2 separate regions of the Homo sapiens genome follow, and region 1 is linked to region 2. Evidence: read pairs that join two places in POLR2A ChIA-PET (ENCODE). Cell type or tissue: PC-3. All regions are shown on one strand.

The links. ChIA-PET counts read pairs that join two places held together with the same protein. Peaks named below come from ENCODE experiments on the same cell type or tissue, not always from the same donor. Only the 100,000 strongest peaks of a DNase experiment are listed, where the experiment ranks them.
Region 1: POLR2A ChIA-PET joins it to region 2 with 6 read pairs; 2 of 35 experiments call an interaction of 5 or more read pairs at or near these places.

The regions. Positions count from the first base shown.
Region 1 is chr7:132,296,921-132,301,920 of GRCh38, forward strand. PLXNA4 (plexin A4) reads right to left here. Exons shown (of 32, transcript NM_020911.2): 4 at 1,171-1,302. Among named protein-coding and RNA genes, the nearest start is that of PLXNA4-AS2, 39 kb to the left of the region's middle. RefSeq lists an enhancer at 27-528. In PC-3, no CTCF peak of the experiment used is centred here; a DNase peak (open chromatin) is centred at 1,951.
Region 2 is chr7:133,374,525-133,379,524 of GRCh38, forward strand. EXOC4 (exocyst complex component 4) reads left to right here. Exons shown (of 18, transcript NM_021807.4): 7 at 304-478. Among named protein-coding and RNA genes, the nearest start is that of MIR6133, 86 kb to the left of the region's middle. In PC-3, no CTCF peak of the experiment used is centred here; no DNase peak of the experiment used is centred here.

The DNA of each region.
Region 1 (5,000 bases), 1.1 Mb before region 2:
ATCCAGGGCACAGTGGGTCCCAGTATGGCTGAAGTCGGGAGAACGGGGAGTCTGACAACAGGAGAAGATGTCATCGAGCTCTTGGGGAGGGCAGAGCTCCTGTGACTGTTAAGGCATAATGCACAAGCCCCGTGGGTGGCATAATGTGGAATTCATCTCCCCCACAATGCCAAGAGGGTCCAGGCAGAACAATCCAGACTCTGTCAGCAGGGTCCTCCAGAGAGTTCAGGCCACGCTGACGAGGATGAAAAAGAGGGGAGATCTGCCCCTCATGGCCGCTGCTGCCACTCAGAGCTAACGCATACATATTCATGGGATAGAGGGGCAGCTCCCGAGAATGACCCATCCTCCACAGAGGCCACAGGGCAGAGGTACAGCAGTGCTGCACCTCACTTGGGGTGGGCTGTGTGTTGTGGGGTGGAGGACTCCAGGAAATACCCTTAAATACATGGATGTCCAAGGTGAAACCCCTTCCTTTGCCTGCTGCAGACATATGACTCCTGGCCTGAGCTCAGGGACTCCAGAAAAACTCACTTCGTTCTCAGCTCAGTTTGAGAACCAAGCCCAGGTTTTCTACTTCCTACTCAGCATCAGCAAACCTGCACCATATCTGTTCTTCTCGGGTGGGCTCCATGGCATTTGCTGGAGTTTCCACAAAGAGTTGTATGTACACACAAAAGTTCAGGCCGTGCCCTACCCCATCACATCTCATCACACAGACTGTTTTCTGAGTCCTGACCATGGTGTTCCCTTAACTACACTCTTTTGGCAATAAATTCTTGATCCCACAGGCTTCTGGGGGCCAGGAAGGTGACTTTGGTATGAGGTAGCATTTTGTATAGGGAAATCTGGACCCACAATTTGGGCATCTGTACGACGTTCCTTCAGAAGAAAGCAAATGTTGGCCCCGAACATATATGCATGATTTTGAAATTAGTGGATTTGTTTTAGACTCTCCAATATTTTGATATTTTAAATGTTTCTTTCCTGTTTCAGAACACCAAGCCTCAGTCCCCAGGCAGCATAACTGAAAAGTATAACTGAAAAGATACATACTACGCCAAATAAATCAAATCACCTCTCTGCAGCTGGCCTCCTAAGGTTTGTACTGAGCCACAGGCTAGTATTTAACTGCAAGACAAATGTCTAGCGGAGCCCGAAGAGCCTTACCTGCCTCTCTGACATGATGTAGAGTTGCTCGTGGTCCTTGGAGAAGGCCATATCCCGGAGGACTGGGCCGGGGTCCACCACCTGCACCGTCTCATACTGGAGGGCGTTGCCCCTGGGTCCATCCACCCGGATCTGTGGAGAAGAAGAGGAGAGCCAAAGTGAGTTCAGATCCTGCACTGCCCACAGCCAAACTTCAGCCAAAGACCCTGTCAACAGCCAAGGGAGAGGGCATGAGTTCTGTCTCCACAGTGCTCACAGGCTAAAGCCAAGGAGTGGAGTGACATAAGCTCACCAAGGGCCTCAGGATGGGAGTGGCAGAGAGGGAAGTGGGGGACCAAGCTGGGCTTCACCAAGAATCCAGTCTTAATCTCCCTGGTTCCCTATGCCTCAGGCTCAAGCATTTGATGCCTTTCTTGCTGGTCTTTGGAGAAAAAGATGAGGCTCTGAGGCTTGGAGGAACAACATGTAATTGAAACTGCCTCAGATCAGAGCGTCACCCTGCATTGGAAAGGCAATATTATTTGCTGCATTTGTTAGCAGAAAAACATGTCAGTGTAAGGATGGGAACTGCTACCTGGATGTCATTGCTGTTCCTTGAAGGTGAACCAGGCAGGGGGCCAACCCCAAAGGTTTCACACTAAGGGTCTCTTTTTTTGCCATTGAAATAGTGGCTTATACTTATACCATTAGGTCCTGAAACCTTCTAGAGGTTTTGTTCACGTCCCCAGCAAAAGGGATGTGGGAATTACAGGAAAATGTGCTTCAGGCATGAGTCATCCACAACCTTCTGCAAACACTCAGCTGAATAGATCATCCCCGGCCATCCATAAGTCCTTCCTAGAAATGCTGGGACAGCATAGAGACAATGGAAAGAAGACTTCTGCCCACATGCCCCATGAATGAGAACTAACCTAGAAAAGACATGAGCTTTCCAACCCTACATGATGCTCATCTGGCCTCTGGATGTTGGCCAAGGTCTCTGGAAACATCCTGTGTTTGAGTGCATAGATCCAACATGACCGCTGCGCAGTCAGTGCTAAAAACACCACTCCCATAAATCAGGAACAAATATTACTGAGAGTGTGGCTAGGCAAGAACTAGGGGATCACCACACTTCCCTACCACATGCACAACTGTAAGCTACACATAACGTAATTTTAGAGATTTCAACAATAAAACTAAAGAAAAAAATTATATTCCAAATATTCCCATTAGGCACTCTTATTTTTAATTTTTAATGTATAATTTTTAACCTCTCACAAGATCAAGGAGAATAAAAGAGTCATTCTGAGGAACTAAATTACAGAAAGAACACCATGTTAATGACAACTGACCACACCAGGTCCCCCAGAAGGCTCCCACCTTTCATTTCTCTTGAGTCCATGAACTCTGATATCAGGTTATTTTGTGGTTTATTTGCTTGATTTTGGGTTTGTTCTGGACTCTGATTTTTAAAATTTCCTTTTAAGCATTATTTTCAAGCTTCATGGACATCAGGTACTGGGAGATGGTTTTGCACATAATTCCTTATTGATATAATCCTCTCAATCCTGTGGGTTTAATGTTCATTCATCACGGCTCATGTGTCCCTCCAGCATCCATTCCACCTTCTCCCACCTTTTGGGTGGGATTGAACCCACTCCTTGCTTCCCAGGTTGTCCGTGATGAGCATAAACAAACCAGCTTGATCTTACTCTCTGCCACAGTGATTAAGAGAAAATAGGCTCAAGCCAATCAACGTGAATCAGAGCAAAGCAGGGACTCATGGTAGAAAGAAGAGGCCATCTTTCTTCACTCTCAAAGGGGTAGAATGAACTTGCGGCTCAAAGATCTGTGGGCAGCCCTCTCCTAACAAGGAAGGGAACTGGAACCAGGGCAGGTCAAACACAGAGATGGGAAAATATTGGTCTTTGGTGACATCGCTGAGCCACTGAATCAAAGTAACCCCAAAGCCTGCCTGACATTGGGACTTCCTAGTTACTGCAGATATTTTCTTTAGGTTAAAGTAATACAAAGGTTTTTTGCAACATCAAAAGTCCTAGTGGATGCACTGATAATAGACAAGAAAAATGATACCCAGGTACATTAAACAAGTGGCCTGTGGGATAAAATCTGGGGACAGAATTAGAATTCAGTTTGACTCTGGAAGTCCATGCTTTTCCTACCACCAGTTACATGAGAGTCCTTGCTCCCAGAGGGTTTCCTGTATGTCTCCCGGTGGTGGCCACCTAAAGGCAGGGAGCTGAGGTCAGGGTCTGTCTCTAGTCTGTACAATTCCTGAGACTTTCTCTAGTCATTCTTGATTTTGGTGCTCAAACACTTGAACCTGACAAATATTTATTTTAAAAATGAATAAATTAATGAATGTAGTTCAGATTCCTCTTTGATGGTTTCCCATTAAGCCCATGAAAACAACAGTTAAAGGATTTAAGGAGTCGTGGTTAGTGTCAAAAATGGAAATGCCTCTGATTCCCAGAGCCTTCCTTCTTCTGTGCCCACCCCAAGCCACCAGATGTCCATGCTGGCCAGGTCCTTTCCTAATCTAGATGAAACAGGAGTTCATGCAAAACCAATTGGGATTACCACCCAAGTCTGACCGTGCAATGATGGCCTTGGCCCCTGGCCCAGCCAAGCTTCATCCCCAGCTGGGAGGTGCCCCTGGAGCAGGAGCAGAGAGTGATACTGAATGCCCTGGCTGGTCTCCAGCCCCCTCAGGCCACCGTCGGCCAGAGCAGGGTCCCCAGGGGAGTGCTGGCGGAACTAAGCTCCATCCAGTGCCCCTTGGCCTGATCCCCAAATGAAATTACATTCAGTGCCTGAGCAGTCTCCTTTATCTTTCGACTCCAACTTCACTGCTCCTTAGGATGAGGGGTTTGCTGGGTGTGGCTGGACATCAAAGGAAGCCAGTTGACTTGGGGGATGGACAGAGGGGTGGATGAGGAAGCACCAACTGGACAAGGTTCCATAGGCCTGGCCTTCTGCAAGGAGGCTGGATGCAGATTAGTCCCCACCCTCTGCACTCTGCCAGCGAGAAATATGTAACTGGAAAGGCTCCTTCTCTCTTTTCCCACCCCACCCTCCAACAAATTTTCAGAAAACCAAAGAAAAGCATTATTTATTCATCTGTTGAAAAAATTCACACAAGACATGGATAAAGGAGTTTATGGTGGAATTTACTGAATGTTTGATGAGCAATACAAAAATTTAGGTAGAATGGACCAGCTGCCGGCTCTTGGACCCTTAACATAGACAAATAGAACAAGAGCTGTTATTTATTGAGTGGCCACTATGGGTCTGGGACAATGATAGGCATTTTATATATATTTATTTTCTTATTTAAATCTCAGAACTCAGTAAAGTAAGCATTAATATTGTCCCCCTTTATAGGTGTGGCACAAAAAAGGTTAAATAACTTGGTTAAGGTCACACATCTGGCGGATGGCACAGGCTGCACCCTTACCAGGGTCTGATTGTTTCCAGTGGTCATGCTTCTATGAGTTCACACTCTACACCAAAGGCTCACACTGAATCCGGCACTATTGTTTATGTAAACCTGCATTCCTTCAAGACGTCAAAGGAGTTGATTTTAAACAAGCATCACCCCAGGGGTGCTGGAGGAGCCATGTCTTTATCTACTGCAGTTCTGGGAGAGAAACGTGCATATGAATGAAGATGCTGTTGTAAATTTTCTAAATAATGATCCCTTATATTTTTGCTTTATACCTTGCAAAGCATTCTTAAATAACACTGTCTCAGCTGATGGTTGTAAAATTTTTATGATGTTGATTGCCAGAATAATCATTCTCATCTTCCTGATGAAGCAGCCAAGA
Region 2 (5,000 bases):
AACTATGTTAAAACGGCAACATATGTTTATTGAGATGCTATTGCTGGTTTAGGGGCTTTACAATTGCTTTTAAAATTCTTACATCATTTACATGTTATAGCAGAGGAAACTGAGGCTTAGATAAGTTTTTAAAAGTTGCTTAGATAATACAGTTGTTTGAATTCACATCTGCTGAAATCTAACGTTAATGCTGTTTACATTGTAGAATGCTACTTTAGTTTGATGTTTTTCTTGCAGGTCACTGTAAGCCATTTATCTGCGTGTACGTATGTGTAAATGTTATTTATTTGTTTATGCCACTAGGTTGCTTCTAGAACTGCTGGAGTTACTGTTTGACAAGTTTAATGCTGTAGCCGCTGCACACTCTGTGGTCCTGGGATACCTGCAGGACACTGTAGTGACTCCACTGACTCAGCAGGAAGATATCAAACTGTATGATATGGCAGATGTATGGGTGAAGATCCAAGATGTTCTACAGGTAAGAGCCTTTTACAAAGGGTGTCATCTTGATTCAGAGTAACAGTTTAGAATAACAACAACAACAGCAACAACAAGCCACCTAAAACACTATCTTAAGAGTCATAAACAGGGTGAGAAAGTAATGCTTGCATTTGAATGTGATGTTGCTGATGGCATTAACTTCTACTATCTTCAAAAAACTTTTTAACAGGCTGTGTGCAGTGGCTCATTCCTGTAATCCCAGTACTTTGGGAGGCCAAGGCGGGTGGATCACCTGAGGTCAGGAGTCTGAGACCAGTCTGGCCAACATGGTGAAACCTTGTCTCTACTAAAAATACAAAAATTAGCTGGGCGTGGTGGCGGGCGCCTGTAATCTCAGTTACCTGGGAGGCTGAGGCAGGAGAGTTGCTTGAACTCGGGAGGCAGAGTTTGCAGTGAGCCATTGTACCACTGCACTCCAGCCTGGGTAACAGAGTGAGACTCCGTCTAAACAAAAAAAACCTTTTAACAGACTTCTTTTTTTTTTGGCAGACTTTAAAAATAGAAGCATATTCTCAATATGTATAGTGTCTGGCTTTCTGTCGTAGTATACTTTACTTGACTGGAATTAGTCATATATTAAGGTAAAAAACATTAAAATATTCTTAAGCATTATTTTATAAACATGTACATAGCTTAATTTTGTTGACTATTTCCTTACAGTCAACTTTTGCATATATTGGGTTATATGACAGAACAAGAGCTTATTTTGAGAGATGAGAATAGATCTGTGAGGTATAAATGTATCACTTTGCTTGATTTGTTGAAGATTAGAGGAATAATATTATTCTTTGGTATGATGCTGCTGAAATGATATTTAGAAATTGTATTATACTTTTTCTCCATATGTGAGCAAAATATATTTGATTTAGCCAGATGGAAATTAGAAATATAATTAAGAGTTAGCTGAAGCAAGCTTTGACATAACTAAATAGAAGTAACTTAGTTAGATAGTTTCTGCTAATATGAAAAAAATTAAGTATATGTGGGGAATTGGAAAATGGAACTGTGTAGGAATGAAATTACTTGCATGGCAAATAAGAGTCTTTGCAGAAAAAAGTAAATCATGAATGTAAATTATAGTCATTTTTTAGAATGTAGACATGCTCTTGGTGGATTGAATGGATTGATTCCTGGTTTTTCATTCATTAGACAACTTTTGGTACAGTGTATATGCTTTACTGGTGGTTCAGTAGAAATAATATTGGTTGAAACTTTTTACTGCTTTGTCAATTGCCATGCCTGTAGTACATGCTTGGTGAATATTTTTGTATTGAATAAAATATCTTTATGGGTTGGAGGCTGGTTATTTAACATTTTGCATGTTGATATGTTTATCCGTCTTATGTAAATAATGTGTGCCTTTCGTATCCATGTTTAAGTATGAAATAATAGATTCTAAAGCTAGATAAAAAATAATTAGAAATAGGGACTTCTGTTTCTCATCTTGATGAAGTTACCCTTTGCTGTAAGCAACTTAGGTAGTCAGCACAGTCAGCTGAGAAAAAAGAACACACTAGGTGAGCTTTACCTTCATCCCTGCATCTTCCTCGTGAATACTTTCCAAACTATTAGCCCTTTGGTCAGATATGAAGCTGTGTACACCACAAGGCTTGGCAGGAAACAACTACTGTGGGACTGTGAGCTGAATGAAGATTTCAGAAGTTGGAAACTTCTCAGCAGTGTTGGAGCTCAGACCAGCCAGTGTGGGGAAAGCTTGCTGAACATACTGTGCTTTCAGCTGTGACCTCAGAAAGGTCACACCTTATGAGTAGGGCTATTCTAGGAGTAGAAGACAGGCTACTATAGATCTCATACAGCAAAGCCCCAAACCAAGCCTCTATTTTATCATCTTGATCCACCTGTAAATTTATTGTCTGATAGAACAAAACTCTCTCTAAAGTAAGACAACATAATTCAGTTTCTCAATAACAAAGCACCTGCAATGTCTAGCATAGAATTATTATGCTTGTTAAAAAGCAGGAAAATGTGACTCTTAACCAGAATGAAAAAGTTGATAGAAATAAATATCTAAAATGAAAAATCCACCAGGGAGTGGTGGCTCACGCCTGTAATCTCAGCACTTTGGGAGGCTGAGGTAGGTGGATCATTTGAGGGCAGGAGTTCAAGACCAGCCTGACCAAAATGGTGAAACCCTGTCTCTACTAAAAATACAAAAAAATTAGCTGGGCGTGGTGGCAGGCACCTGTAATCCCAGCTACTCAGGAAGCTGAGGCAGCAGAATTGCTTGAACCTAGGAGGTGGAGGTTGCAGTGAGCCAAGATTGTGCCTCTGCACTGCAGCCTGGGTGACAGTGTGAGACTCAATCTCAAATAAATAAATAAATAAATAAATAAAATGAAAAATTCACCAGATGGATTTAGCTGCAGATAACATACTGTGGAAGAAAGGATCAGTGAATTTGAGGATAGATCAATGTAAACCATCCAAATCAAAGCACAGAGAAAAAATAGACAAAAGGAAAATGAACAAAGCTATAATATCTTCAAGGATATTATGCAGCTTAACAATTATGTGGTTTACAGGTACAGAAGGAGAGAGGACAGAGAGATTGGGGTAGAAAAATATCAGGAGAAATGGTGACCAAAAAGTTTTGAAATTTGTTGAGAAACATAAACCCACAGATGCAAGAAACGTAACAAATCCCAAGCAAGATAAACACAAAGAAAATCAACACATACGCACATTATGAAAACCAAAGAAAAAATTCTTAAAAATAGCCAGAGGAAGAAAGACACATTGCCTACAAGCAAACAGTGATAAAAATTATCAGTGACATCTCATCAGAAACAATGCAAGCCAGAAATCAATGTATGTCAATCTAAGAATGCTGAAAAGAAACAAAAATTGTCAATCTAGAATTTTGTGTTACCGAAAATATTCTTTAAAATGAAGCTGAAATAGAGACATTTTCAAATGAACTAAAACTTAAAGAATTTGTCACCACTAGACTTTCACTTAAAGAAATGTTATAGAAAGTTTTTCAGCCATGCGCGATGGCTCATGCCTGTAATGCCAGCACTTTGGGAACCCGAGGCGGGTGGATCACGAGGTCAGGAGTTCAAGACCAGCCTGGCCAAGATGGTGAAACCCTGTCTCTATGAAAAATACAAAAGAATTAACTGGGTGTGGTGTCTGGCGCCTGTAATCCCAGCTACTCCGGAAGCTGAGGCAGAGAATTGCTTGAACTGGGGAGGTGGAGGTTGTAGTGAGCTGCGATCGCGCCACTGCACTCCAGCCTGGGCGGCAGAGTGAGACTCCATCTCAAAAAAAAAAAAAAAAGAGTTTTTCAGGCTGAAGGAAAATAATACCAGATGGTAACTTAGATCTACAGAAAAAAGTAAATAGGGCCAGAAATGGTGAATATGTGGACAAAAAAAAAAAATGCTTTTCCCCCCCACATTTCTTGATTTATTTTTATTAAAAGAATTTTTAAAATTTCTAAGTCAAAAACAATCATAGTGTATGTGGGTTTTATAATATATTTTGGAAGGCAATATATGACAATAATTAGACAAAAGATGGGAGTAGGGTAAATGATACTATGCTGTTGTGAATTTCTTATATAATTCATGAAGAGGTATAATGTTTAGGGTAGCCTATGATAAGTTAAGGATGCATATTTCAATCCCTAGAGCAAACATTAAAATTCTAAGATAGATACGTAGCTGAGAAGCCAGTTGAGGGGATAAAATTGAACAGTGAATAAATATTTGATTAATCCAGAAGAAAGGAAAGGAGGAAAAAGAACAAGGAAGAAAGAAACAATAAAAAACAAAGATAGGATGAATAGAACCCAAAAGCAAGATGATAGACTTAGCACCAACCATATCAATAATTACATTAGACATAAATCGACCAGATACTCCAGTTGAAAGACAGAGATCATACTGGATTTAAAAAAAACCAAGACCCAACCATGCTGTTTCAAGAGATGCATTTTATGATATTTTATTACTTTAAAAATTTTTAAATAATTTTAAAATTGTAGAAAAGTTGTGAGAATAAGAATAGTACAAAGAGCCATATACCTCTTTATTTGGATTCAGCTGTTCTTAACGTTTTACCACTTTTTTCCTGTTTTCTCTCTGTATATATGGACACACACATGCATTTTTCTTTGAAAAATGGGCAGCAAGTTATCTACTCTGCTGTCTATATTCTTGTTTTGTTAACTGACCCAGTAATGTTCTATATAGCAGTATTTTTGCCCCTCCAGTAGAGAAACCAGTTTAGAATCAGGTGTTTCATTTAGTTGTCTTTAAACTTGAACATTTATAGTCTTTTTTTTCTCTTTTCTGATAGTGGCACTTTTGAAAAATATGTATCTCTCCCCTTTTAATACAAGTTTGTCATTTTGGGTTTAAAAGATACACTTTAAACATAAAATTAAATGTATGAGAATGGAAAGAGATAACCATGAAATACTAATAAAAATAGCTAGTATTACACAAATACATCAGACATTTTTAGAATATATA